Linked DNA regions of Homo sapiens: all the other regions are linked to region 3. The links are chromatin loops, found by intact Hi-C in ENCODE. Cell type or tissue: CD4-positive, alpha-beta T cell. All regions are shown on one strand. Links, peaks and the distances in the headings refer to the core of each region. The heading gives the core; the rest is flanking DNA.

Region 1 (10,416 bases), core at 718-5,717, 260 kb after region 3:
ATGCGCCTCTTCCCAGGGAGGCTCAGGCTCAGTCAGGGAGGCTGTGTGTGTGTGTGTGTGTGTGTGTGTGTGTGTGTGCGTGTGCGCACACGGCCTCCCTCCCTCTCCCCCTCCTTGGTGATGCTTTTCCTTTTCAATTCCCCTCTCCCCAGAGAACCACCCTGGCAGGATTTTGCCTCTGCCCCAGCCCAGCCCAGCCCAGCCCAGCTCTGCCCAGCCCAGCCCAGCCCAGCCCAGAGGGACTTGGGCCAGCCTCCGGTTTCTGTTGCAGCTCCAGGGCCTGCTCCTCTGGGCAGGGTCTCTGGATGGGGAGAAAGACACTTTGGGCCCCACAGGGATGTGTCTTCAGCTGTCCTGGGAACTGAGCCCTCCGCTGCTTCTTCCAAAGCAAGCGTGTACTTCTTTCTTTCTGTTGGGAAATGCTGGACCTTAGGGCCCCCTATTACATCCCACCCAGACCCTGACCCCCAACCGCTGGGAGCATCCAGGCCAAAGCCTGGCTCCCGACTCCAGAAGGGAAGGGGAGATGTGAGCACCAGGGTAGCCCCTGGATCCTGCCTGGACCCTGCATGGACCAGCAGGGCCCCATGAGTAGGTTTCTACGTAGCTCACCACCAGGTGGGGAAGAGGATAAGGGGGAGTGTTGGGTCCACCTCATGCCCATCAGAACGATTCTGGGGTGCTAAAGAGCCGGTGGCAGAGAGCCCCTAGGTCAGCTGCTCCGGGCAGATGCCAGCTCGGAAGGGCCTCAGGCTGTTTGTCCTATCGGATTCTCCTCCTTTGTTCTCTCTTAGGTTTTCTCCCTCTGTCTCTGCCTTCTTCTCTATCCTCGGCATCTCTTTCTATATTCCTGACGCCCCTCCTTACATTGTTTTACAAGTGTGATCTGGAGCCGCCACGGATGTGTGTGTGTGGTTTGAAAGTGGTTGTATGAAATAGTTTAAAATCCTACGATCAGGCGGGATGCCATGGCTCATGCCCATAAACCCAGCACTTCGGGAGGCCGAGGCAGAAGGACTGCTTTAGCCCAGGAGTTTGACACCAGCCTGGGCAACATGGCAAAATCCCATCTCTACAAAAAATACAAAAAATATATGGGCGTGGTGGTACATGCCTGTAATCCCAGCTACTTGGGAGGCTGAGGGAGGAGAATCGCTTGAGCCTGGGAGGTCCAGGCTGCAGTGAGCCGAGATCCTGCCGCACAGCTCAGTGGGAGATATGGGGCTGAAAGGACACCTGGAAATGAATAAGATTTGAAAACTCAGCCGGGCACGGTGACTCATGCCTGTAATCCCAGCACTTTGGGAGGCTGAGGCAGGTGGATCACTTGAGGTCAGCAGTTCGAGACCAGCCTGGCCATCATGGCAAAACCCTGTCTCTACTAAAAATACAAAAATTAGCGTGGTGGTGGGTGCCTGTAACCACAGCTACTTTGGAGACTGAGGCAGGAGAATCACTTGAACCTGGGAAGAAGCGAACGTTGCAGTGAGCCAAGGTTGCACCACTGCACTCCAGCCTGGGTGACAGAATGAGACTCCAACTAAAAACAAACAAACAAACAAACAAATAAAAAACAATGTTTGTGGCTTTGGGAGAACTTTGCAGGTTTCATAAATTTGACTATATTAAATTAAGAATTTTGCTCAGGCTGGGCATGGTGGCTCACGCCTGTAATCCCAGCACTTTGGGAGGCCAAGGTGGGCAGATCACGAGGTCAGGAGATTGAGACCATCCTGACCAATGTGGTGAAACCCCGTCTCTACTAGAAATACAAAAATTAGCTGGGTGTGGTGGCACATGCCTGTAATCCCAGCTACTCAGGAGGCTGAGGCAGGAGAATTGCTTGAACCCGGGAGGCAGAGGTTGCAGTGAGTGGAGATCATGCCACTACACTCCAGCCTGGGTGACAGAGTGAGACTCCTCTCAAAAAAATAAAAGAGAGAGAGAGAGAGAATTGTGCTCAATAAAGGAAACCCATTGTTATTTGCAAAATGAAGACCTTGGGGAGCCGCCTCGTCCTCCTCTCAGTCCTCAGGGAGGCCAGGTGTGGGGCCTGGGAGCGAGCTGGGCTCCCCTGCTTATGAGCGTCCAGAAATACGATAATCCTGTATAACAGGAAAGCTCCTTCACAGGGTGGCTAGGTGGGTCCCTGAGACCCCTTAGGCTCCAAGCCGGTATCCAGTTGGGCAGAATGCCATGGTACAGCCTTGGAGCTGACCCCTGGGTGGAGGGACGACAGCTACCCAGCCCAATTCGGTAGCCCCTAGCCACATGTGGCTTCCGAGCCCTTGAAATGTGACTCATCCAAGTTGAGATGTAAAATACACACAAGACATCGAAAACTGGGTCCAAACACAAAAAGAATGGAAAATATCTCATTAATACTTTTTATTGATTGTATATTGAAAGGATAATATTTTGGATATATTGGGATAAATAAAACGTTATTAAAATCAACATTATTGATTTCATCTGCTTATTTTTACGTTCTAAAAATGTGCCTAGTAGAAAATTAAAAAAATTTTTTTTTGAGACAGAATCTCGCTCTGTCACCAAGCTGGAGTGCAGTGGCGCGATCTCGGCTCACTGCAACCTCCGCCTCCCAGGTTCAAGCGATTCTCCGGCCTCAGCCTCCTGAGTATCTGGGATTACAGGCATGCACCACCACGCCTGGCTAATTTTTGTATTTTTAGTAGAGATGGGGTTTTACCATGTTGGCCAGGCTGGTCCCAAACTCCTGAACTCAGGTGATTCACCCGCCTCTGCCTCCCAAAGTTCTGGGATTACAGGCATGAGCCACCGCGCCCGGCCTCAACACATGATTTTAAAAATTCATTTCATATAAAAATTGGGGTTTCAGGCTGGGCACGGTGGCTCACGAGATAGAGTCTTGCTCTGTTGCCCAGGCTGGAGTGCAGTGTTGTGATCTTGGCTCTAGGCTTGCTGCAACCTCTGCCTCCCGGGTTCAAGCGATTCTCCTACCTCAGCCTCCCGAGTAGCTGGGATTACAGGCATCCACCACCACGTCCGGCTAATTTTTGTATTTTTAGTAGAGACAGGGTTTCGCCATGTTGGCCAGGCTAGTCTTGAACTCCTGACCTCAGGTGATCTGCCCACCTCGGCCTCCCAAAGTGCAGGGATAACAGGCGTGAGCCACCGCACCCGGCTATATGTTAAATTCTTGATGGAATAAAAGGAGGAAAGAAAAAACTAAGAAGTCCCCAGAGTAGTCCCTGGCACGAGGTTGCCTGGGCGGGCTGGGGTCGGGGGTAATTAGGGACCCACGTTTGCTCCGCCCGTGTGGGATGCTGGAGTCTCAGCGCCACCTCGTGGCAGGTAGTGATGAGGGGAATGACCAGAGTGGAGGGAGCCCGAGGGAGGCAGCAGCGGATTTGGGCTCCCGGCGGTGACCCCAACCTTTGAGCACCCTACATGCGAGGGATGCTGAGAGAGGACAGGGATGTGAACAGTGCGGGGGAGTGGACCTGCCCATGAGGGGTCCTTTGGGGGGTGAGGTGGGGCGGGGAAGAAACCTCAGAAGCATAAGCAAGTTCAAGCCGAAGCCCAGGGGAAGGAGAAACATCCTCCTCATATCTCTGCCCCACAGCCCTTTCATCCTTGGCGTCTCACTGGGTGTCAGGAAACCCTACGGGGCTGACAGGGAAGGTGCAATTGAGCCAATTCCTCTTCTCACTGAAGCCTTCCTGGGCCCCGTTCAGGAGTTCTGCTCCAGGAGTGAGAGAGTAGCCTCCTGACATCTGTGTACACACACACACACACACACACTCTCACACACTCTCTCTCACACACACACTCTCACACTCTCATACACTCACCCCACACACTCTCACACACTCACACACTCACACACTCACCCCCACACACATTCACACACCCTCAGTCACCCCCACACACTCACACACACTCACACACTCACCCACACACCCCCCCCACACACACATTCACACACACTCACACACTCACACACTCGCCCCACACACATTCACACACCCTCACACTCAGTCACCCCACACACTCACACACACTCATACACTCACCCCCCACACACTCACACACTCACACACTCACCCCACACACATTCACACACCCTCACAATCACCCCCACACACTCACCCCCACACACATTCACACACCCTCACACACACACTCACACACTCACCCCCACACACATTCACACACCCTCACTCACACACACACAGTCACCCCCACACACATTCACTCACACACACTCGCACACTCATTCACACACACACACGCACGTCCTTTTGTAAAGTGTGATAAACATTGACGTAATCGTGCGCCCATCAGCAAGCACCCCAGAATTTCACATCCAGGGAGGCGGGTCCACCTGAAGGAACCCACTGGGGATGCGTCTCCTTTCTGTCCTTGCTCAAAACACATCCCTACTCCTCTTGGGAGTTTTCCTAAGGAGACTGATCTTGCACTTTTTTTTTTTTGACACCAAATCTCACTCTGTTGCCCAGGCTGGAGTGCAGTGGTGCTATCTCGGCTCACTGCAACCTCCGCCTTCTGGGTTTCAAGTGATTCTCCTGCCTCAGCCTCCTCCCAAGTAGCTGGGATTACAGGCTCCTGCCACCATGCCTGGCTAATTTTTGTTTGTTTAGTGGAGACGGGGTTTCGCCATGTTGGCTGGGCCTAATTTTTCACCTTTTAAAATAACAATGATGAAGACTCTAATGAAAATTAGGCCGGGCGCGGTGGCTCATTTCTGTAATCCCAGCACTTTGGGAGGCTGAGGCGGGCGGATCACGAGGTCGGGAGACCATCCTGGCTAACACAGTGAAACCCCGTCTCTACTAAAAATATGAAAAAAAATGATCCGGGCGTGGTGGCGGGCGCCTGTAGTCCCAGCTACTCGGGAGGCTGAGGCAGGAGAATGGCGTGAACCCGGGAGGCAGAGCTTGCAGTGAGCCAAGATCACGCCACTGCACTCCAGCCTGGGCGACAGAGCGAGACTCCATCTCAAAAAAAAAAAAAAAAAAAAAAAAAAGAAAGAAAAAAAGAAAGAAAATTAAGGCCAGGCCCCTCATACCTGTAATGCCAGCACTTTGGGAGGCTAAGGCAGGAGGATCACTTGAGCCCCAGGTATTTGAGACCAGCCTGGGCAACATGGCAAAACCCCATCTTTACAAAAAATACAAAAATTAGCCGGCATGGTGGCACACGCCTGTATTCTCAGCTACTAGGAAGGCTGAGGTGGGAGGATCACGTGAGCCCAGGAGGTCAAGGCTACAGTGAGCCATGGCTTGGCGGCTCTGTCTTACACGTGCGTCTTTCCTTCCTGGCATTTTCCTTTCTCTATGCATTTCATGCCTATCATTGTGCCTTTTAAACAATATTTGGGCAAACCCATGTGATCTCAGTGGAAACCACCATTTTTTAATAATCATAAAATCTTTTCTTCACCACATATAAGTCATCTTGGAGAATGGACACGATCTTGGGAAGCAGACAGAAAAATCAAGCAAGGGTTCCAGAAAACCTCAACAGCACGTAACGGAGGCTACACAGGCCCAGGATCCCCTGCGGCATCAGAGAGATGAGGAAGCACCTGTTAGGTTGATACGTATATAGATACCCACACAAATATCCACGCAGCCACACATCTATGTGAGCACACACAAAATATGTACATATCACAAACTCAGAATCCTAGGCAAACATACAGCACCCAAACACACAGCCCCGGAAAAACCATGCTAGCAGCCAATGTGTCCCAGACTTTACAGTTGATAAAACAGCTTCCCATGCATTCTCTCCTTGTAACAACCTTGTGAACTGAATATGTCTGAACAGCCTCCACTCAGTCAGCGTTTACGTGGGCCAAGCACTGTGCTAGTGCTTTAAATGCATCCTCCCATTTACTCTCCAAAACAGCCTATGAAGTAAGTACTTATTCTAGCCCATTATACAGACGGGAACACCGAGGCTCAAAGCCGCCAGGTGATTGGCCCAAGATCACTCAGCTGGTCAGTGAGGAGCTGGAAGTCCAGAACTGTGACATCCCTGCCACTGAACTCATGGGGCTGCCGCATCAGGATTCTGCCTGCAGGGGTGTCCTTGCTATTTCCAGGCTGAGAGTGTGATAGGATGGGGGAGAAGAACCTTTCTTTCTTTTTCTTTTCTTTTTTTTTTTTTTTGAGAGAATCTCGCTCTTTTGGCCAGGCTGGAGTGCAGTGGCGCGCGATCTCGGCTCACTGCAACCTCTGCCTCCCGGGATCAAGCAATTCTTATGCCTCATCCTCCCGAGTAGCTGGGATTACAGGTGCATGCGCTACCACACCCAGCTAATTTTTGTATTTTTAGTAGAGATGGGGTTTCACCATGTTAGCCAGGCTGGTCTTGAACTCCTGACCTCAGGTGATCCACCTGCCTCTGGGCCTCCCACAGTGCTGAGATGACAGGCGCGAGCCACCACACCCGGCCCCCTTACTTCTTTCAGTTCTGGAATTTAGCAAAGTAGGACTTGCTGGTCCTTATATTGTGTTTCCAGAGGATAAATACCTGAGGCTGAAACATGGCTACAGCCTTGTCCAAGCTGGTTTCTCACAGGATCCTTATAGTACACAAACATGACAGCTTGTGAACACCTTCTGTTTGCCAGAAACGGTCCATTACGAACCACTTACAATCCTCACAGCCATCCTGGAATCATTCATGTCAGAGGGGAGGAACTAGAGGCTGAGAGAGGCGGCTGAGCAGGGGCTGGACCAGGGCAGGCCTGGCTCTTTCCTTCTCACTGGCAGCCCGTGGCACTGTGGGGCTCGGCGGGCAGGGCTGGGGCCAGCATCTCCTGCGTTGCTGCTCCTGGCTAGACCCACGTCCGCTCTCAATAGAGTCAAAGCCTTCCCGTGGTCTGTGTCACAGCCTCCCTGCGCAATTGGGAACCCTAAGGGCTGTGGCTGGGGACAGGATGCTCAGCGTGCCAGCCAGGGCTGGGGTTTGCAGACAGCAGAGGCACTTTTAACTGTAGAGGTGAGCCTCACCCCACGTGCTCTGGGAAACTCTCCCTGGGTTTACGCCTAATGGCGTTTCTCTAGCTTCTGTGGGATCCGCACTCTGAGCTAGCTGTGGGGAACCCTTCCCTCTCCTGTTGGCAAGAGCCCAGCGCTCCCCCAGCACCTCTGGGCTCTGGCCCAGCAGGCAGCCCTTGCAATATTAGACCCTTACCCTGAGCCGGGCCAGACACCAGCTCATCTCAGATGCAGGGCAGCTCTCTGGACAAAACTCTCGGGGCAGCTGGCTGTGTCTCTCACTAGCTCAGCAGGCTTGGCCTGAGGCCCCTCTGCCCTCACTCAACCCCCTCCCCAGAATCCTTCCTGGGTTCCAAGTCGGCCCCTCATTATGGGGGCCCTGGCCCACGGTTCCCTGGGAGCTCTTCCTGCCTGTCGCTCGGGGTACATGCACGCAGGACTTACCGGCCCCCAATCCTAGCCCTGCCCTTGGCCTCCTTCCCTGAGACCTGGCCAGAGTCCCCCTTCACTGTGGCTGCTTCCAGGCAGCTCTGCAGGGAGGTCCAGAGACGGGGCTGACCCCATCCTTAGACTCCCAGGCCCCGTGACCCCTCTCCTGATATCCTCTTCCACCCCAGGGGACTCAGGGAGGAGGGGTCTCTGGATGTCTCTTTCCTCCCCTTGGGCTCCCACAGTGCTCAGCCACACCTGGGGTCTTGCCATGAATGAGTTCCCCCAGGCGCCTACCTGTGGGCCTTAGGCCCCGCCCAGCATTCCAAGGAGAGCCCCCAGCCCTCAGGCGTTCCTGCCACCCTGGGCCACGGGGCCCACTGGAGTCGTGGTATCGGAGAGAAATGAGTTTTTCCTTTTATTTGGCTGCTGCCCCTGCCTGCCTCTCCCGGATCCTGCCTCTCCCGGATCAGGCTTGGGCAGCAGCGCAGGCAGGGAAGGGGACTCCGCACTCATGTGCCCACGAGACCACAGCAGGCCCCACCCGCATTCCCACGCTCCCACACCTCCTGCCTCAAAGCCCTCACTCTCCTAAAAGCATCGAGAACACACAGGGCTCGGAGGCGCAGGAGTGCGAAGGCGGCATTCCAAGACGAGTTCGAGTCCAAGATGAGTTCAGGATCCTGAGCCTTTCTGGCAACTGCCTCCCTAGGCTGGGATGTGGGGGCGCAGCCCCAGGCCCCGGAGCTCCTTCTCTCTGCCCCAGGCTGGGATGTGGGGGCGCAACCCCGGGTCCCGGAGCTCCTTCTCTCTGGCGAGCTCCTTCTCTTCCACGCCAGGTCTCAGCCGGTCCAGTTCTGCTCTGTCCAAGACGCCTTTGCAGTCCCGGGTTTTATAGTCCAGCTGCCAGCCCGGCCTCCCTGCAGCCCAGCCGGTGCCTCGAGGCCGGTCAGGAGCGCGGATGGCCCATCCCGGGGGCGGATCGCAGGTAGCCCCGCGGCCAGGGAGGCGGCCCGGCAGAGGAAGCCCCCGGACAGCGGCGCCAGCTTCCCCCGGAGGCCTGTGCTAGGCCCGGCCCCTCGGCCACCGCACTGGGCCGTGCCAGGGGCGCGTGCGGGGGGCACGAGGCGCAGCGGGGCGCGGACGGCACCGAGGGGCGGGCGGCGTCTGGGCGCGCGAGGCTGGGCCCTGCAGGCGGCGGGGGGCTGGCGCCTGTGTCCCCGGTGTCCCCGCGCGCGGCCGGGCCGTGGCACTCCAGGTGTCCGCAGGGCCCGCGGGGCGCGGGGCTGGCGCGCAGGACCAGGGAGAGCGCGGCGATGCGGTGGATGGCCCTGCGCAGCGTGGCGATCTTGGAGAGCCTCTTGCCGCCCAGGTCGTGCCGCAGCGCCCGGCGCAGCGCGTTGAAGGCCTCGTTGTAGTCTAGGATGCGCTTGCGCTCCCGCACGTTGGCGGCCATGCGCCGCGCCTTGGACCGCACCGGCCGCGCGCGCCTCCTGCCCGCCGGCTCCTCCGCCTCGCCCCGGCTGCAGGAAGCGCCGTTCGCCCCCAGCACCCCCGAATCGCCCCCGGGCTCGGGGCAGGGGCCCCCCAAGTCCTCCGCAGAGTCCTCGGCCCCCTTCCGCGCCGTGAGGCCTAGTCCTGGCGCGCCCCGCAGCATGGCCTTCCCGGGCACTCGCCCTCTGCCCCAGCCCCGGCCCTCTGCCCTCTGCCCTCTGCCCACTGCCTTGGCCCGGCTCGCGACGCGGACGGTCCCCGGCTCCTGGGGCTGGACACTCCCGAGACAGGCCCCTTCCAGCTGGGCTTTATGGCACCACGCGGCGCCCCGCCCTCCCGTCCATCCATCTCCCTCCTCCTGCTTTATTATCGGCCTCCAGGTAGGTCGGCGGGGGAGGAACCGAGGGGAAGAAGGAAAGCAAGGAGGGAAGCTTGCAGGTTCTTGTAAGCGGGGACCAGACGGGCAGCCCGGCCACGCTGCCCCGGGGACCTTGCCCTGCCTAGCTCTGGGGCCGCTGTGGGGTGTCTGGGTTCCACATTCTTCCTCCCCATTCCCAGATAAGGTGCTAAGTTTGGCTTCTAGCAGGAGAGCTGATAGGAATAAAAAGAGGCAGAGGGCCGGGCACTGGGGCTCACGCCTGTCATCCCAGCAGTTTGGGAGGCCGAGGCGGGCGGATCACTTGAGTTCAGGAGTTCGAGACCAGCCTGGCCAACAGAGTATATAAAACCCCGTCTACTAAAAACACAAAAATTAGCCGGGCGTGGTGGCAGGCGCCTGTAATCCCAGTTACTCGGGAGGCTGAGGCAGGAGAATGGCTTGAGCCCAGGAGCTGGAGGTTGCAGTGAGCCGAGATCGCACCACTGCACTCTAGCCTGGGAGACAGAACGAGACTCCGTCTCAGAAAAACAACAACAAAAACAACAACAAAACCTTGAAAGTTCTTGTCAAGTCCCGTGGGCAACCACAGAGATGTCACTGAGGAAAAGCATGAGTGTCCCGGCAGGACTCATATGGGAGGCGCAGGGCCCTGCAGGTAAAGCTGACCCAGAGCTTCCGGCTTTTTCAGCTATGGAGGGCGGCTGGCTGCAATTGGGGTTCGGGTTTTGGTTGGGCCTGACTCTCCCTCCACTGCCCTTTGACTCCCCTTCTGCAGGCAGAGCTGGGATGAGTCAGCAGCAGAGGGTGACGGGGAAGATCCCTTTGCAGCCCTGGGTCCACATCAGGGGCATCTTTGGGGTCCAGAGCCCTCGGGCAGCCCCATCTTGTGACACAGCCCTGCCAGGTTATGAACTCAATGAGCAGCCTCTGTCCTCTTCCCCCAGGGATTTGCATTTGAAAGAGGGTCTCAGAAAAAAGATGATGTTTATTCCCAAAGAAAGACCCCCAGTAGAATTTCCGGCATCCACAGCTGAGTTATTTGGAGCGCCTGAAGGCCACTCATTCCCAGTCACAATCCAAATGCCTCTAAGATGCCAA
Region 2 (10,416 bases), core at 2,582-7,581, 270 kb after region 3:
TCTGTAAAATGAGGTATGCAATGGTACTGCTTCATCAGGTGATCCGCCTGCCTCGGCCTCCCAAAGTGCTGGGATTACAGGCGTGAGCCACCGCGCCTGGCTGATGCTTCACTTGTTTGAGCCTCTGTTTCCTTGTCTGTAAAATGAGGTATGCAGTGGTACTGCTTTGTCAGGTTTGTTGTAGGATTAAATGAAAGACCGTGTTTTTACGCTGTCAGTACAGGGCCTGGCTCCTAGAAGGAACTCTGTGAATATTAACTTTCTCTTCTTCCTACCCTCTGCTCCTTTCCCCAGCCAGCTTGGCCACTGCAGCTGTAAATCATCCAGATAAACAAGAGCATTCTCCTCCCTCCCACCCCAGTACCAAACTGCTCATCACCTCCACCCACTAATGACCTGGCGATTGGCTTCTCGTTAAAGAAATGACAAAGAGGCCTCTGTGCTTTTAGCTGGGGTCTAATCAGGCTTAGCTCCGTCCCAGAGTCAGTGTGGAGTAGGAATTCCAGGTCCAGGGCGGTGTGGGGAGGGCGGGTGGTGGTGGGTAGGTGGGTGCTGGCTTGGTGTGGACAGCGAGCTCTGCCTCCCGGGCCCAGGGCTGCTGAAGGCCAGGAACTCTCAGGAAAGAGCTCTGTTATTGGGAGGAAAAACAGGGTTCCTACCTGCTGCCCAGGAGGCTGAGAGCCATGTGTGGGCTCAAGAGATCTTTGCTACCCTCCTGAGGTTGGGCTTTCTCATCTGTTTGAGAAGAATTATAGGCCGGGCACGGTGGCTCACGCCTGTAATCCCAGCACTTCGGGAGGCCGAGGAGGGCAGATCACCTGAAGTCAGGAGTTCAAGACCAGTCAGGCCAACATGGTGAAACCCCGTCTCTACTAAAAATACAAAAATTAGCCGGGCGCGGTGGCTCACGCCTGTAATCCCAGCACTTTGGGAGGCTGAGGAGGGCAGATCACCTGAAGTCAGGAGTTCAAGACCAGGCTGGCCAACAAGGTGAAACCTCGTCTCTACTAAAAATACAAAAATTAGCCGGGCCTGGTGGCGTGCACCTGTAATCCCAGCAACTTGGGAGACTGAGGCAGACAGGCATTACCTGCTTGAACCTGGGAGGCAGAGGTTGCAGTGAGCCGAAATCTCACCACTGCACTCCAGCCTGAGTGACAGAGACTCCATCTCAAAAAAAAACACCAAAAACGAAAAAAGATAATACTTCCCTTGTGGATTTGGTGTGAGGAAACAGCGAGAGAAACCAACAGTAGACTTCTGGTTGGGTGCGGTGGCTCCTGCCTGTCATCCCAGCACTTTGGGAGGCCAAGGCAGGAGGATTGCTTCAGGCCAGGAGTTTCAGACCAGCCTGGGCAACATAGCAAGACCCCGTCTCTAAAAAAAAAAAAAAATTAGCTGGGCATGGTGGTGCGTGCCTGTGATCCCAGCTAGAGCCCGAGAAGTCGAGGCTTCAGTGAGCCATGATTGAGCCACTGCATTCCAGCCTGGGTCACAGCGAGACCCTGCCTCAAAAAAAAAAAAAAAAGTATATTTCTAACACTGTGTAGGTGTCAATAAATGGCATCCATTACTACATTCCTATTGCTGCTATTATTATTGCTTTAATTATTATTGTCATCCTTGGAACCCAGTTACCAATCTTTCCGGCTCCCTTTGGTGACCTGTTCACCCTGCCTCCAGTGATGTGTAATGCCACATATCTACCAAGCCACCTCCAACCATTTCTGGGTAATGCCTGTCTGCCTGGGCAATCTTGCAGTCTCGTTTTTCATTTTCAGAATTCTGTTGGGTGTTCTTGGCCCTTTACACTTCCACAGGAATTTGATTATCCTTTCGCCTGGTCTATAACTCTTCTTCTGTGATTCTTTCATACCTCTTCTCCGTATTTTCTTTTCTTTTTTTTTTTTTTTATGAGACGGAGTCTCGCTCTGTCCCCCAGGCTGGAGTGCAGTGGCGCGATCTCAGCTCACTGCAAGCTCCGCCTTCCGGGTTCACGACATTCTCCTGCCTCAGCCTCCCGAGTAGCTGGGACTACAGGTGCCCGCCACCACCCCCGCCTAATTTTTAAAAATATTTTTAGTAGAGACGGGGTTTCACCATGTTAGCCATGATGGTCTCAATCTCCAGACCTTGTGATCTGCCCGCCTCGGCCTCCCAAAGTGCTGGGATTACAGGCTTGAGCCACTGCACCCGGCCTTTTTCCGTATTTTCTTGCTTGCTTTTTTTTTTTCCCCCTGAGACGGAGTCTCGCTGTCGCCCAGGCTGGAGTGCGGTGGCAAGATCTCAGCTCACTGCAATTTCTGCCTCCCAGGTTCAAGCAATTATCCTGCCTCAGCCTCCCAAGTAGCTGGGATTACAGGCATGTGCCACCACACCCGGCTAATTTTTGTATTTTTAGTAGACACGGGGTTTTACCACGTTGGCCAGGCTGGTCTCGAACTCCCGACCTTGTGATCCACCCACCTCGGCCTCCCAAAGTGCTGGGATTACAGGCGTGAGCCACCGTGCCTGACCCATATTTTCTTTCTCAAGGTGGCTTCCCTCATAGTGGCAAAAGGGCTGCAGGAGCTCTGGGACTCACGTGCATCCTCCATCATGAACAAGAGGAGAAGGGAACCACCCAGGAAGGTCGCTCCTAAAACCCTGACTCACAGACACTGAACTAACACATGTTTATGGTTGTCTTAAAGCAGTCGGTTTTGAGGTCACCTGTTCTTCACAAGACGTAATGAATGCAGCAGTTCAGGCTTTCCTGCAGTCGACTGAGTTCTCTGGTAACTGTGAGCAGGACTGATGCGTGCCACCTGCAGGCCCACCCATACGAACTTCCCACCCGAACCTCTGCAGCCTCCATGCCCGGTCCTCTTGGCCTCAGGTCCCCTAGGCCAGCCATGGGGGCCACAAGCTGAAGACGGCAGAGGTACAAGAGGAAGAAGTCTGGGGCCCTCAATCATGGCTGGGGGATTGCTGCCCAGGAATACCACCTGACCAGAGACACCACATGAATGATTCCATGAGCAGGAAATAAATCTTCATGTTTAAGCCACTGAGATTTGGGGATTTATCCATTACAGTACCTAAAGTCACCTTAAACTAATACTCTTTCTTTTTTTTTTTTTTTTTTTTTTGAGTCGGCGTCTTGCTCTGTGGCCCAGGCTGGAGTGCAGTGTCGAGATCCCGGTTCACTGCAACCTCCGCCTCCCGGGTTCAAGTGATTCTCCTGCCTCAGCTTCCTGAGTAACTGGGATTACAGTCATACGCTACCACACCTGGCTCATTTTTGTATTTTTAGGAGGGACAGGGTTTCACCATGTTGGTCAAGCTGGTCTCGAACTCCTGACCTCGTGATCCTCCCACCTCGGCCTCCCAAAGTGCTGGGATTATAGGCATGAGCCACTGCGCCCGGCCTAATACTCTTTCATACAGAATTTTTTTTCCCCCAGGCTGGATTGTAATGGCGTGATCTCGGTCACTGCAACCTCCACCTCCCCGGTTCAAGCGATTCTCCTGCCTCAGCCTCCCAAGTAGCTGGGACTACAGGCGTATGCCACCATGCCCAGCTAATTTTTGTATTTTTGGTAGAGATGGGTTTTCACCATGTTGCCCAGGCTGGTCTCAAACTCCTGACCTCAAGTGATCTGCCTGCCTCAGCCTCCCAAAGTGCTGGGACTACAGGCGTGAGCCACCTCACCCAGCCTCATATAGAACTTTAGAGAGAATTTTTAAAGCACTTTCATAAACTCCCTTTAAATTGGATCCTCCTAACTCCTTGTGAGGTAGATAGGGCAGAATGCTCTTTTATCAGTGAGGAGAACTGAGGCTCAGAGAGGCTAAGACGCTTGCTCAACGTCACACAGCTCATGGGTGGAGCAGGAAGACAGCGAAGCAGGTGGTAGGATAACCTAGTCCAAGCAGGTTAAGCTTGGAGGACAGAGACGAGGTGTATGATTCCTGAACCCACTACTTATTAATCAAGGGAACTTGGGCAAGTCGATCACTTCTCTTTTCATTTCTCCATCTGCAAAATGGGAACCGTAAGGACTAACTTTCAGAGCTGCCTGGGGAGGTTCGGGAGAGAATATATATACACACAAGATTCCTGGCACCCAATAGGCATTCAGTAACTATTTGGAGAGTTGATACAGCGTTTAGCACAGCTGGGCACACAGTCTCTCCATTGCCTTAGCCATGCGTATTATTACGTTTATATTTTATTTACATAGGAACATGTTACGGTTGATCACGCTCCAGACTGTCATTTCAACAAGGCCCTGAGAACTTGGGAGCCCCTCAGGCCTCCTGGAACCCGTCCGGGCTCCCCCAGACATGCCCAGCCCCCGCGCAGCATGCGGCCCGCCCCCCCCATAAATCAGGCCCCGCGACCTGTAATTAACAAGCCGCGGTCCCCATCCCAGGGGCTTCCTGCGCCCCCCCCCCGCCTCTCCAGGAGTGGGGCGGGGGCGGGGAGCTGGGGGGTCCCTCCACCGCCCCTGATTTATGGGCCTCTGTGTGAAGGAGATTTATGAGCTAAGACCGGGGCCGGGACGCGTCGGGAGGCGCCCCAGGGGAGGGACTCGGGGGTCGCCGCCGCCTGAATCCCGCCGCAAGTGGGGGTCGCGGGAGGGGCCGAGGCTGCGGACCCCGCTCCTGGCGCTTCCCTCGGCTCCAGCCTCCCAGGGTCGGGCTCTGAGCTGGGGCGCCCGCGTTGGGGGATTCTTCACGGTCCTTGTTATCCGTCGCCCCGTTTTCAGATGAGAAAACTGAGTCTCAGTAAGTTTCCCCTGACTGCAAAGCTTCCGTTCTCAATTACTTTATTTATTTAATTTTTTTTTTTTGAGGCGGAGTCTCGCTCGGTCTCCAGGCTGGAGTGCAGCGGCGCGATCTCGGCTCACTGCAAGCGCCGCCTCCCGGGTTCACGCCGTTCTCCTGCCTCAGCCTCCCCCGAGCAGCTGGGACTGCAGGCGCCCGTCACCACGCCGGGCTAATTTATTTTTGTATTTTATTTTTGTAGAGATGGGGGTGGGGTGGGTCTCATTTTGTGGGCCAGGCAGGTCTCGAACTCCGCCCGCCTCGCTTGGCAAAGCGCCGGGACTACAGGCTGAACCGCGTGCCCGGCGGGAACTGGGCTCCTCTCTTTGGCATCTCTCCCCACTCACTCCTTTTCTGTCCCTTTTGATCGGCTCCTCTTCTTCCGACAATCCCTTAAAGGTCAAATGTCTCCTTTCAGCTGCAGCTTCTCTCCCGACGTTCAGAGCCGTGTTCCCGTGTCCGGGTGACCGTTCCGCAGACATCTCCACCCAGTTCCCACACTCTGCTCCCTGGCTCCCCGGCTCCCCACCGGGGTGAACGAGCAAAGGAACAAAACCATCGCCCACCCTCCCACCGCCTCCCGCCATCATTGTGGCGGACTCAGAAGGGAACTTTTTATTCCTAGACTCCAAACCTTAGCAACTTTGGAAAGAGAAACGTGGGGCGTGAAGAACAAAAGTGGAACCCCGGCGCCCTCTTCTGGTCAGAAAGTGGAACTCCAGGCCGGGCGCGGTGGCTCACACCTGTAATCCCAGCACTTTGGGAGGCCTGGGCGGGCGGATCTCTTGAGGTCAGGAGTTCGAGACCAGCCTGGCCAACATGGCGAAATCCCGTCGCTACCAAAATACAAAAATTAGCCGGGCGTGGTGGCGGGCGCCTGTAATCCCAGCCACTTGGGAGGCTGAGCCAGGAGAATCGCTTGAACCTGGGAGGTGGAGGTTGCAGTGAGCCCAGATCACGTCACTGCACTCCAGCCTGGGCGACAGAGCAAGACTCCATCGTCTCAAAAAAAAAAGAAAAAAGTTGAACCCCATGAAGCGCTCAGTTCAGGCCTCTTGTTGGGCTAAGGCCCTGCTGCTTGGTGCTGTCCACCTGGGGCTGCCCCTGCAAAAGCTGAAGTTTTATGTCTTGTCATCTGTGCTGGGAGAGGAAGCTGCTCTTTTGCGCTGGTCAGGTTCTTCCTGCACTTCTCTTGGAGGACCTTCAGGTCTTCATCATGTACAACCCGCAGTTTCATTGCACGTAGCCCACCTCTCCTGTCTCAGAGGAAAAATTGATACCATCAGATGCGAACCCTCAGCTTCCTGCCTGGGCCCACAAAGAGATCTGTCTGCACCCATTTGCACGTCCTGCTGTCTGAAGATAACCCTGCTGCTGGGGCGGTGGGGGAAGCATCTCCACTCCCACCCTCACAGAAGGTACACTTTGAGCCGCTAGCTATTATTCCCTCTCTCCAGTTGCTTTTTGATCTTTCATGGGTTTTTGGGGGGTGTTTTTTTGTTTTTTGTTTTTGCTTTTTGAGACAGGGTCTTATTCTGTCACTGAGGCTGGGAGGCAGTAGCATAATCACAGCTCACTGCAGCCTCGACCTCCTGGGCTCAAGCAATCCTTCCACCTCAGCCTCCCGAGCAGCTGGGATTGCAGGCATGCGCCACCAAGCCCGGCTAATTTTTTGTATTTTCAGTAGAGATGGGATTTCACCATGTTGGCCAAGTTGGTCTCGAACTTCTGACCTCGTGATCCACCCACCTCCGCCTCCCAAAGTGCTGGGATTACAGACGTGAGTCGCCGCGACCGGCCACCCATTTTTTGTGCTTTAATGAACGTTATTTTTTAGAATGATTTTAGATGTACAGAAAAACTAGGCCGAGCGAGTGGCTCCTGCCTGTAATCTCAGCACTTTGGGAGCCTGAGGTGGGTGGATCACTGGAGGTCAGGAGTTTGAAACCAGCCTGGCGAACATGGTGAAACCCCGTCTTTACTAAAAATACAAAAAGTAGCCAGATGTGGTGGCACACACCTGTAATCCCAGCTACTTGGGAGGCTGAGGCAGGAGAATCGCATAAATCCAGGAGGTGGAGGTTGCAGTCAGTGGAGACTGTGTCATTGCAATCCAGCCTGGGGGACAAGAGTGAAACTTTGCCTCAAAAGAGAAAGAAAGAAAAAAAAAAGATGTACAGAAAAACTGAGAAGCGAATACCAAGAGTCCCCCATGTATCCTGAACCCATTTCCTTGTTATTAACATATCACATTACTGTAGTACATTTATTACAATTAACGAATCAATATTGTCATATCATTATTATTAAGAAACCCTGTCTCTACGAAAAATTAAAAAATTAGCTGGGGGTGGTGGTATGCATCTGTAGTCCCAGCTACTCAGGAGGTTGAGGTGGGAGGATCCCTTGAGCCCAGGAGTTTGAGGCTGCAGTAAGCAAAGATCACGTCACTGCACTCTAGCCTGGGCGACAAAGCGAGACCCAGTCTCTAAAAAGTAGAAATAGGCCGCACGCGGTGGCTCATGCCTGTAATCCCAGCACTTTGGGAGGCCGAGGCGGGTGGATCACCTGAGGTCAGGAGTTCAAGACCAGCCTGACCAACATGGCAAAAACCCGTCTCTGCTAAAAATACAAAATTCGCCGGGTTCGGTGGTGCATTCCTGTAATCCCAGCTACTTGGGAGGCTGAGGCAGGAGAATTGCTTGAACCTGGGAGGTGGAGGTTGCAGTGAGCCAAGATCGTGCCACTGCACTCCAGCCTGGATGACAGAGCAAGACTCCATCAAAAAAAAAAAAAAAAAAAGTAGAATTAAAAAAGGGGTTTCAGGCCTACAAGGAGTCAGAAAAATTTCCCTCATGTGCATGAAATTGAGGCAGGTGAACATGATCAAAGAGATCAGAACTGCCTCAGAGATAGGAGTCTGGCAGGTGAGGGAAAGGAAGAAGGAAGTGCTGGGCAGCCGGGGAAGCTTGGCGAGGGGTGGACTGGTGAGCATGGGGCGTCAGCCTTTGTCCCCCGACCCCCACCCGCACACATACAGCCGGATGGGCCCCGGCTCTGTGGCCTCCAACTCTCACCCTTGAAGCTGCTGCAGTGAGCGCCGGAGAAAGAAGCCAGGAAGGAAACTGCTCCCACCCAGCACCTCCACCCGCCAGGAGCTGGCCGGTGTGGTTTCCATTTCTGCTTGTTTTCCTGGCGTCCACCCTCCGTTCTCTCACTAAAGTGATCTCTCTTGGCCGGGTGCGGTGGCTCACGCCTGTAATCCCAGCAATTTTGGGAGGCTGAGGCGGGTGGATCACCTGAGGTCAGGAGTTCAAGACCAGCCTGACCAACATGGTGAAACCCCATATCTACTAAAAATACAAAAAGTAGCCGGGCATGGTGGTGGGCACCTGTAGCCCCAGCTACTCAGGAGGCTGAGGCAGGAGAATCGCTTGAACCCGGGAGGCGGAGCTTGCAGTGAGCTGAGATCGTGCCATTGCACTCCAGCCTGGGCGACAGAGTGAGACCCTGTCCAAAAAAAAAAAAAAAAAAAAAAAAAACAACTCCCTTTTCTGTTGGAGCATCTCCATTCCTTTGTCCTCAGCACTTCGAATGGGATTGGCTTATGCCTGTCGGAGACTCCCCTCTTGGCCACAGCACATGGTTCAGGGACAGGCAGTTGCCAGTCAGAGCCAGTAAGATACCCAGAGAATTTTGCTGGAGCTGCCAGGAATGAAATACCTCCTGCTTGTGTGGAAATTGACTGAATAGACTCACACCTGCTGGACATACATGAGCATGGCTCTAGCTCTGGGAAATGACTGTCCATCGAGCAACCGTGAAGACGGGAGCAGGTTGGAGAATGGAGCTATTTGCAACAAGAAAAGAGAGCCGGGAAATGTGTTAAGAGAAAAACCAGGCTCTTGGTTACATTGTTTGAACGCTAGATCTCACCACGCCTAAAGATCTATCCCAAAACTCTTCAGTTACATGGGCCAAAATACCCTCTTTATTATTGAAGCAGTGTATTGACCTGTTACTTAAGCCGTTGTTTGCAATGTGAGGAGTCTGAAGGAATACGGATGGTCAGAGTCCATTTAATGTGTATATCTTGATTGTAAGGCTTGATCTTTTTTTTTCTTTCTTTGTTTCTTTTTTTTTGGAGGTGGAGTCTTGCTCTGTCGCCCAAACCCAGGCTGGAGTGCAGTGGAGCCATCTTGGCTCAATGCAACCTCTGCCTCCCAGGTTCAAGCGATTCTCCCGCCTCAGCCCCCTGAGTAGCTGGGATTACAGGTACCCGCCACCATACCCAGCTAATTTTTGTGTTTTTAGTAGAGATGGGATTTCACCGTGTTAGCGCTTTTTCTTTCTTTTTGAGACAGGATCTGACTCTGCTGCCCAGGCTAGAGTGCAATGGTGTGATCACGGCTGTCACCTCTGCCTCCTGGCTCAAAGCAGCCCTCCCGCCTCAGCCTCATGAGTAGTTGGGACTGCAGACGCCTGCCACCACGCCTGGCTAATTTTTGTGTGTTTTGTAAAGACAGAGCTCACCATGTTGCCCAGGCTGGTCTTGAACTCCTGGGCTCAAGCAATCCCCTCACTTTGGCCTCCCAAAGTGCTGGGATTACAGGCGTGACGCACCACGCGTCCCCCCACCCCGCCTTAATCTTTATAAGGACCATGAGGTGCTTGGAAGATGCAGAGATAAACAAGGTGGAATTCTGTCGTTAAAGAGCCCCTTCTTAGTCAAAAGAAGGAGAGGAAGAATGGCTTGAACTTGAACTCTGCCTCTTTTGAAATGCAAATATCCCCAATTAGTGATGACACAGATTCTACAAAATCAATTAATAGACATATCCTTGGCAGCCCAGCTGTGAAAGCCTGTCTCAGGTCACTGCTGGAGAGGCTGCTGATACAAAAAATTGACATTTGATACTTTTGCTCTAAAGATTTGGGATTGAGTAAGTCAATGCGTTCATCAATGAAATAGCAGCCTTTGAAAAACGCACCGTCGTGGCTGGGTGCGGTGGCTCACGCCTGTAATCCCAGCACTTTGGGAGGCCAAAGTGGGCAGATCACGAGGTCAGGAGATCGAGACCGTCCTGGCTAACATGGTGAAATCCCGTCTCTACTAAAAATACAAAAAATTAGCTGGGCGTGGTGGCGGGCGCCTTTAGTCCCAGCTACTCGGGAGGCTGAGGCAGGAGAATGGCATGACTCAGGAGGCGGAGATTGCAGTGAGCCGAGATCGTGCCACTGCACTCTGGCCTGGGCGACAGAGCAAGACTCGTCTCAAAAAAAAAAAAAAAAAAAAAAAAAAAGAAAACCATCATTAAATGGGATTAGCAAAGCTTTATTATTTACGTATTTAATTTTATTTTTGAGATGGAGTTTCGCTCTTCTTGCCCAGGCTGGAGTGCAATGGTGCAATCTCGGCTCACTGCAACCTCTGCCTCTTGGGCTCAAGCAATTCTCTTGCCTCAGACTCCCAAGTAGCTGGGATTACAGGCGACCGCCAACACGCCTGGCTAATTTTTTTGTATTATTATTATTTTGAGACGGACTCCCGCTCTGTCGCCCAGGCTGGAGTGCAGTGCCGCGATCTGGGCTCACTGCAAGCTC
Region 3 (8,113 bases), core at 291-5,290:
AGATCGCGCTACTGCACTCCAGCCTGGCCAACAGAGCGAGACTCCCTCTCAAAAAAAAAAGAAAAAAAAAAAAAACTTCTCAGCTTTGGGAAATACTTTATGAGAGAGAGAAATTTATTATCTTTGTTATTTTTGTTAAGTAGATGCTATAAGTTTGTATCTCCTGAGCCCACATTAGTCAATGTAGAGGGACAGCTGAAAATTAAACTTTTGTTGTGGTTAATTAACACAGGAAATTGACTGCATTATAAATCTGTGAAGTGAGACTCACCAGTAGTGGATAGGTTCCATACACTGAACATTTCCAGTAATGATTTTGTTAAAACAAGCCAGAGGGAGATTGCACTGGAAGATTTAAGGAATGACAGCCGGGTATTCTGAGCGCTGGCTGTATTTTAGAGTCACTTGCAGAGATTTAAAAAAACAAAAAACAAATCTGTGCTGCCGTCACCTGCAGATATTCTCAGTCACTGGGTTTTAGTTGGAGTGACTCAAAAATCTGTGTTTTAAAAAGGTCTTCCCTGGTGATCTGGATGCTCACCCCAGGTTGAAAGTCTCTGTCTTCAACACGGTAAATATGTGCCTGCTCAGACAGTCTGGTGATACTTTCACACTGGCAAAATGGAAAACAAACCCTATCGGAGAAAATCACATAGAACTCTCCTCTGAGGCTAATGTAAACAGTTCTACATCTTGTTTATAACATTTTCCCATATTTGCTTTGTGCCATCAGCATCAAGATCTGGTATGGAGTGAATGCTAATGAAAGATCTGTTCTCCCCATCTCTCACTCCCTCTCCCACTCCCCTCCAACCCCAATTCCACAATTTCTCTCAGGATTACAAGGCAGAGGAAGACCCAGCAAAATTTAAATCTATCAAAACAGGCCGAGGACCCTTGGGCCCCAATTGGAAGGTACCATTCACACCTTCACTGCCAGGGGGCTGGGCAGCATGTGGGTGGGCCGCTCCCTGTGGAGGAGGGGCATGGCTGGGGTGAGCTGGGGACGGCCTGAGGTCTGCCCGTTGTTACTTGCGTACCCATGGGTATGTTTCTAATGCAGCAAGAGCTTGTAAACCAGAAGGACTGCCCATATATGTGTGCATACAAACTGGTGACCGTCAAGTTCAAGTGGTGGGGCCTGCAGAACAAAGTGGAGAACTTCATCCATAAGGTAAGTAGCTCGGCTGAGGCCTTCCCAGTGACTGCGTGTGTGTGTTGTGGGGGGGTGGTGGAGAACTTCATCCATAAGGTGAGTAGCTCGGCTGAGGCCTTCCCAGTGACTGCGTGTGTGTGCGGTGGGGGGTGGTGGAGAACTTCATCCATAAGGTAAGTAGCTCGGCTGAGGCCTTCCCAGTGACTGCGTGTGTGTGCGGTGGGGGGTGTTTGGCCCAGTGAAGAAGATGGCCCAGCCCATGTGGCCTGCATGACAGGGTTGCCAACATGAGCATACCTCACAGTTTGGCGGCTTCCCAGCTGCCCACCTTCCCTTGCACTGAAATGTCTTACGGTTTAATGCTGTCCTTCCAGGGACACCACATGTGACAGGGAAGGAAACTGAGGCAAAAGAAGGCCACAGGAAGGGACTTGCTATGACTGACCTACAGATAAAACTCAGTCTTTCTTTTCTTGCAGCTGAAAGGCAAGAGGTGCTGGGAGCCAGGTTGGCCGGTGCCCTGAATTACTCTGCTGGGCAGGTCTAAGGAGTTTTAGAGCCTTTTAATCCTCCGACATGTTTGAGCCTCACTTGGGCCATATTTCATAGCTGCTGGCCAGTTTTAATCTGGCATTAGACACCAGAGACAGGAAGAAATGTGGCAGTGGTTTGGGGCCCTTGGCTTGCCTAGGAGTTCATGGGCTGCTGTCTTGCTGGTGCTTTGGGCAGAGGGCCTAGTGTGAGGTAGGCATCCTTCTTTCTTGGGGGCTCCCTCCTATGTGAAGCCATACCTGTTAGACACGTGAAGGCAAAGGTCATTGACCCATGGCTGGTCCAGATAACCAGCCGGGCATTACTCCTCCTCCTGTCCGCCCGTCCCCAGTCTAGTGTGGGTATTCGTGTGGAGTGCATGGAGAGAAGGGCTGTGGCAGCAGCCTTTGCCTTCTGCGTTCTAACGTGGTTCCCTCCTTTCTATAGCAAGAGAGGCGTCTGTTTACAAACTTCCACAGGCAGCTGTTCTGTTGGCTCGATAAGTGGGTTGACCTGACCATGGACGACATTCGAAGGATGGAAGAAGAGACGAAGAGACAGCTGGATGAAGTAAGTGGGGGCTCTGGGGGCTCTCAATTAGATAAACAAACGAAGATTAAGGAGACTGTTTTGCTGGGGCGCTTCACCGAGAGCACCATCCTGTAGTTCTGGGAACACGTCAGTGTCTGCTACAGGGACGGTATCCTGGGCAGTACGTGGGCACTATACGGAAGAAAACAGCCTGTGCTCTTGAATTGACAGTTGAGTTGAAGTCTTGGCATACCCACAGAGACAAAAATGGCAGTATGTGCCGAATGCCAAGTGGGTAATACAGCTGCTACAGCGATGCTTCAGAGCCTGGTGGGAAAGAGCGTGCGGGGCTGCAGAGCTGGAGGTGACCCTGGGAGGAGGCAGGCTGGGCTGACCTGTGAATACCATGCACATTACCCACAGAGGACAGCCACAGCGCACGCAGGAGCTGACAGCTGGCGGCTGTCTACGGTCATTTTGAGCTATCAGAGTTGAGAGCTTTTGCTTTTCTTTTTTTGGTCTTGGCGTGGATCGCAGAAGGAGGGTTCCCTGTTCCTTAGGAGCCTAAAGACCCAGCACTTCTCATGCCTCATTTGGAGATGCTGATGCTTCCTTGAGAGGCCCACTCAGAGGAGATTGTCAGTTAGTAACATTCAAGCACTCACTGTGTGCCGTCTACCATTCTGAGGGCCTTTACCTACTGCAGTCTTCACGATACCCCATGAGGAGGCGCTGCTGCTCTCCCTACCCTCAGATGAGGAAGTGGAGGCTCTGAGAGCTCAATGCTGCGGTGCTCTGGGTCACACCGTCTTGCAGGTGATATGGTCAGAGTAAGAGCCCAGGACTCTCTGGCCCTGGAACCACAGCTCTTAATCACTCCCCTGTACTCCTCCCTCTAAATGCAATTTTGGGCCCTCCTGCCATCTTGGAGCTAAAAATATGATAAGGCAGGAAGCTCTGTTTCATAAGAACTGCCATCACTTCTCCCTCCTTGCCCCAGGTGGGGTTGGCATGGAGTTTGGGTATCCAGTAGAGGCATTGCTTTGCAACAGCCCACTCAGCTCTCCTGCAGGGCCTCAGGTGAGAGCCAGGCTTGGGCGCCCATGCTGCCCATGCTGCACGGACGGTGTCTGCTTCACCATGCTGGTCTAGGGCGAAAATTGGGTCCAGAAGTTCTTCCTCTGGAACCCCGCAGGGAACTGTTTTTACCATCCAGAATGACACTTTTCCTGGGCTGACTCACTGGTAAGTGGTGCACTGAGTTGGTTCCTCTTGAAGACAGATGTTTTGGTTATTCATTTAGCTACATTTAGCAGGGAAGTGGCAGGATTTCATTGGGGCACAGTCCCTGATTCTTTCGCTAAGGATCTTTAGGAAGGGGTAGACCTCAGTGTCCAGGGGTCTGGTGATTGTGACTGTGTAAGAGAAGCCTGAGGCTTTTGGTCACCCTAGTCCTGACAAAAAGAAAGGGAAAATGTTAACAAATGAGGAAACATGGAGACTTTCATTGGAGTTTTAGCCTGGAGCTTCAGCCATCCACTGCCTGACAAAGGCCAGCATGACGTATGTTGGGGTTCGTGGAAGTATTTGCTGTCCACCTTTCATTCCTTCGGGTAGAACTCAAATTCTTGGAGCTAGAAGAACTCTCCAGAGGATCTACTGGATCTGCTTTGTTCAGATCCAAACTTTGAGAGCCCTCAGTGTTAGAGAGTTATTTTTTAATCTCTCAGACCCTTTTGAAAATCTTTCTCGGCCAGGCACGGTGGCTCACACCTGTAATCCCAGCACTTTGGGAGGCTAAGGTGGGCAGATCACGAGGTCAGGAGTCTGAGACCAACTTGGCCAACATGGTGAAACCCTGTCTCTACTAAAAATAAAAAAAATTAGCCAGGCGTGGTGGCGGACACCTGTAATCCCAGCTGCTCAGGAGGCTGAGGCAGGAGAATCGCTTGAACCCAGGAGGCAGAGGTTGCAGTGAGCAGAGATCATGCCATTGCACTCCAGCCTGGGCGACAGAGCAAGACTCCGTCTCAAGGAAAAAAAGAAAAAGAAAAGAAAATCTTTCTCCATTCCATGGAGAATCATGCCAAAAGCTTAGGTGATCACTGTCCTCCAGGATAACTGCAAATAGAAGAAACTCTCTTTGGAATTAGAATTTTAAAACTCATCTGCAGTGGGAGAGAAAGCAAGTCCACCTCATTGTGGTACATGTTGTGGTCTCTTCAGCAACTGTGCAGGACCTTTGTGTGCTGACTACGCTTGATGTGGCTTGCCTTTTTATTTTTTTGTCTATCTAAAAATATATGTTTCATCAAAGTTATATTTTGTAGTTTTAAAACTCAGCATCCCAGGATTATGAGTCCCACCCCTCAGAAGCAGCCCCTTGTAATTCCGATGGTTGTTGCTTTTGTTAATTACTTCCATACTTTCAAATAATCTATGCTGATGCTCTTAGTAGTTCTTTTTTTTTTTTAAGAGGTGAGGTTGTGTTCTGTCACCCAAGCTGGAGTGCTTGGCGTCGTGCAGTGGCATGATCATAGCTCACTGCAGCCTCAAACTCCCAGGCTCAAAATCCTTTTAATTTTTCTTATTTATTTATTTTTTTTCTGAGACAGGCTCTCACTCTGTTGCCCAAGCTGGAGTGCAGTGGCACGATCTCGGCTCACTGCAAGCTCCACCTCCCTGGTTCACGCCATTCTCCTGCCTCAGCCTCCCCAGTAGCTGGGACTACAGGCGCCCGCTTGTACTCGGTAGTTACAGTGGGGGGAACCTCTACCTCAGGGTACTCGGTAGTTACATTCGGGGGCGGGAACCTCTACCTCAGGACTTCGAGTCTTTTTTTCACGGAGGCTTGTCACTTTCCCTATAGAGGACTCCCCTGTCTCTTGCTGTGGGAGACAGGCAGGCAGCCAGCATTCTGGAGGCCACACTGAGGAAGGGTCCCAGTGGGCTCATTGTGCCATTGATTCGCTTTAACTTTAATTCCGTCGTATTCTGCCTCTTGCCCACCTTCCCCCTAGCAGCACCTGGGGTCCTGAGGTCAGGGTTCCCTCAGCGCTTCAGAGAGTGAACCTCCTGGCTTTTGCTGTGAAGGAAAGGAGGGTGGTTGCTTGACTTCCAGAGCAGGAGAAGGGAACACCAGTTCCTAACCGTTCTCCATTTGGACTTTCAAAAAGTCACCAGTTTTGAGCCACACCTGGTACTCCCATCTGCAGCGGGACCTGGTGCTTCCAGTTCCTGAGCCTTTGCAGAACCTGCAGCTCCTTCTCCGCTCTCCATCCTCCAGGCACTTAGGTTCAGCTTTTGCTGCTCTGCAAATTAGCTACTGACTCTTCTGTCCTTTTTCCATCTCCCAAAAGGTTGTTAACTGGCTCTTACCTGCTGTGGTGTCCTCTGTTCCTGTTGTCTTCATAGTTTTTATCTTTTTAAATTCCTTTACTGTCATGTCATAGGGTTTGGGGGAGGAATAGAGATAGATGCCTGTCTTCCATGCACCGTGATGAACTGCACACTTGGAATAGGAATTATGACTGTTAGTCTCTAAGCCAGTACATAGTCGTCTAGTGCAGGCAGATTTTGTTTGTGAGTGATGAAGGGTCACTGCAAGGCCACAGTCATCACTGCTGTAACTCTAGTCCCTGTCCGGGCGGACCCACCATTCTTGAATGAGGCTTGAAGATTTGGGAAGCAAGGCATCGAGAGATTAGTTCTTCGCCCTAAAAAGAAAAAATTTCTGGAACTATGTGCCTGTAGGAAAGCAGTTTCTGTCTCTCTCTTTCTCCCCAACTTGCCTTTTTTCTCCCTTTCCCAAGCTCTTACTCTCTTAAGAGGCCCATAATCTGAAAAATGGAAGGAGGTATCTTAAAGGTCATTTGGTCCAATTATATGTTCAGTGCTTGAGTACTCTCTGAAGCTTCCCTACCAGCCTTTGCTTGATTACTGCCTGTAATGGGGAACTCACTGTCTCCCAAATATGGTAGTAATAAAAATATTTGTATTATTAATAGAAGCTAACATTTATTGAGGACTTCCTGTGTGCCTATCACGTATGCTAAGAGTTTCACATGTATTACATCACCCAGTTTTCATGGCAACCTGTAACACAGGTATTAGTTTCATTTTATAGATAAACTGTGGCTCACAGAAGTTGAGGACGTTTTATAATTCACTGAACAAGTACCTCTTGGCCTTTGGCCATTAACTCTTTAGATAATGAGATTCAGAAAAGAGAATTCACTTAAAAAATGTTAAGAAAACTTGTTTTCTTTTTTTTTTTTTCTTTTGAAACAGAGTCTCGCTCTGTCACCCAGGCTGGAGTACAGTGGTGCAATCTTGGCTCATTGCAACCTCCAACTCCCCAATTCAAGCAATTCTCATGTCACAGCCTCCTGAGTAGCTGGGACTACAGGTGCCCGCCACCACGCCTGGCTAATTTTTGTATTTTTAGTAGAGACAGGGTTTCCCCATGTTGCCCGGGCTGGTCTGGAACTCCTGAGCTCAGGTGACCCACCCGCCTCAGCCTCCCAAGGTGCTAGGATTACAGTTGTGAGCCACTGTGCCCAGCCAAGAATCTAAAATTTTATTTTATTTTTTTTGAGACAGAACCTTGCTGTGTCACCCAGGCTGGAGTGGAGTGGCGCCAGGCTGGAGTGCACTGGCACAATGTCAGCTCACAGCAACCTCCACCTCCCAGGTTCTAGCAATTCTCCTGCCTCAGCCTCCCAAGTAGCTGGGACTAGAGGCGCCCGCCACTACACGCCACTAATTTTCTATTTTTAATAGAGAGGGGGTTTCACCATGTTGGCCAGACTAGTCTCGAACTCCTGAGCTCAGGCAATGCACCTGCCTCGGCCTCCCAAAGTGCTGGGATTACAGGCATGAGCCACCATGCCCAGCCTCTAAAACTTTCATAGGAGCTGCAGAGGCTGCAGGATCCCTATATGTGAAGGATGACACTGCCCTCATGGAGTCTCTCTCTCTCTTTTTTTTTTTTTTTTTTTGAGATGGAGTCTTGCTCTGTCGCCCAGGCTGGACTGCAGTGGCGCAATCTCGGCTCACTGCAACCTCTGCCTCCCGGGTTCACACCATTCTCCTGCCTCAGCCTCCCAAGTAGCTGGGATTACAGGTGTGCGCCACCACGCCCAGCTAATTTTTGTATTTTTAGTAGAGATGGGGTTTCACCATGTTGGCCAGGATGGTCTTGAACTCCTGACCTCAGGTGATCCGCCTGCCTCGGCCTCCCAAAGTGTTGGGATTACAGGTGTGAGCCACCATGCCCAGCCACTCAGGGAGTCTTAATTCCCTCCAACCTGCTGGCAGTGATTGCAGACCATCTGGAACATCAGCCAACATCCCCAATTATGGAAGTAGCTTTGTTTTCTTTTCTTTTTTTTTTTTTTAAGAGAGACAGTCTCGCTCTGTGGCCTAGGCTAGAGTGCAGTGCTGTGATCATAGCTCACTGCAGCCTTCAACTTCTGGGCTCAAGTGATCCTCCCACGTTAAGCTCCTAAGTAGCTAGGACTTCAGGTCCCACCACTACACCTGACTAATTTTTTTAGAGACAAGATCTCAATATGTTGCTCAGGCTGGTCTTGAATTACTGGTCTCAAGTGATCCTCCCACCTTGGTTTCCCAAAGTGCTGGGATTACCATCATGAGCCACTATACCTGGCCCTGTTTTCTTTTTAAATACAGTTTAAGGCACGGTGGCTCAAAAGCCTGTAATCCTAGCACTTTGGGAGGCTAAAGTTGGGCTGATCACCTGAGGTCAGAAGTTCCAGACCAGCCTGGCCAACATGGAGAAACCCCGTCTCTACTAAAAATACAAAAATCAGCCAGGTGTGGTGGTGTGTGCCTGTAATCCCAGCTACTTGGGAGGCTGAGACAGGAGAATCG

Evidence for each region. A loop is a pair of places that touch in the nucleus more often than their neighbours do. Peaks named below come from ENCODE experiments on the same cell type or tissue, not always from the same donor. Only the 100,000 strongest peaks of a DNase experiment are listed, where the experiment ranks them.
Region 1: it touches region 3 in a loop (7-fold over the local background); 12 of 110 quality-filtered maps call a loop at or near these places.
Region 2: a loop joins it to region 3, with 4 times the contacts of the local background. A loop is called at or near these places in 6 of 110 quality-filtered maps.

The regions. Positions count from the first base shown.
Region 1 is chr17:1,269,250-1,279,665 of GRCh38, reverse strand. It overlaps BHLHA9 (basic helix-loop-helix family member a9), which reads right to left and starts at 9,222. Exons shown (of 1, transcript NM_001164405.2): 1 at 7,851-9,222. The coding sequence starts at 9,102. The coding sequence ends at 8,395. It overlaps TRARG1 (trafficking regulator of GLUT4 (SLC2A4) 1 (gene/pseudogene)), which reads right to left and starts at 4. Exons shown (of 3, transcript NM_172367.3): 1 at 1-4. RefSeq lists an enhancer at 8,070-8,820. In CD4-positive, alpha-beta T cell, for the core only: CTCF peaks have their summits at 3,102 and 3,310 (motif pointing left); a DNase peak (open chromatin) is centred at 3,315; H3K27me3 peaks cover 314 bases.
Region 2 is chr17:1,254,374-1,264,789 of GRCh38, reverse strand. No RefSeq gene overlaps it. Among named protein-coding and RNA genes, the nearest start is that of BHLHA9, 11 kb to the left of the region's middle. RefSeq lists a silencer at 800-975. In CD4-positive, alpha-beta T cell, for the core only: CTCF peaks have their summits at 5,304 and 5,504 (motif pointing left); DNase peaks (open chromatin) are centred at 4,829, 5,499 and 6,079; H3K4me3 peaks cover 916 bases; H3K27me3 peaks cover 1,647 bases.
Region 3 is chr17:1,528,243-1,536,355 of GRCh38, reverse strand. PITPNA (phosphatidylinositol transfer protein alpha) reads left to right here. Exons shown (of 12, transcript NM_006224.4): 8 at 838-915; 9 at 1,064-1,174; 10 at 2,135-2,257. Among named protein-coding and RNA genes, the nearest start is that of PITPNA-AS1, 15 kb to the right of the region's middle. RefSeq lists an enhancer at 1,198-1,698. In CD4-positive, alpha-beta T cell, for the core only: a CTCF peak has its summit at 2,958; a DNase peak (open chromatin) is centred at 2,955; H3K27ac peaks cover 354 bases.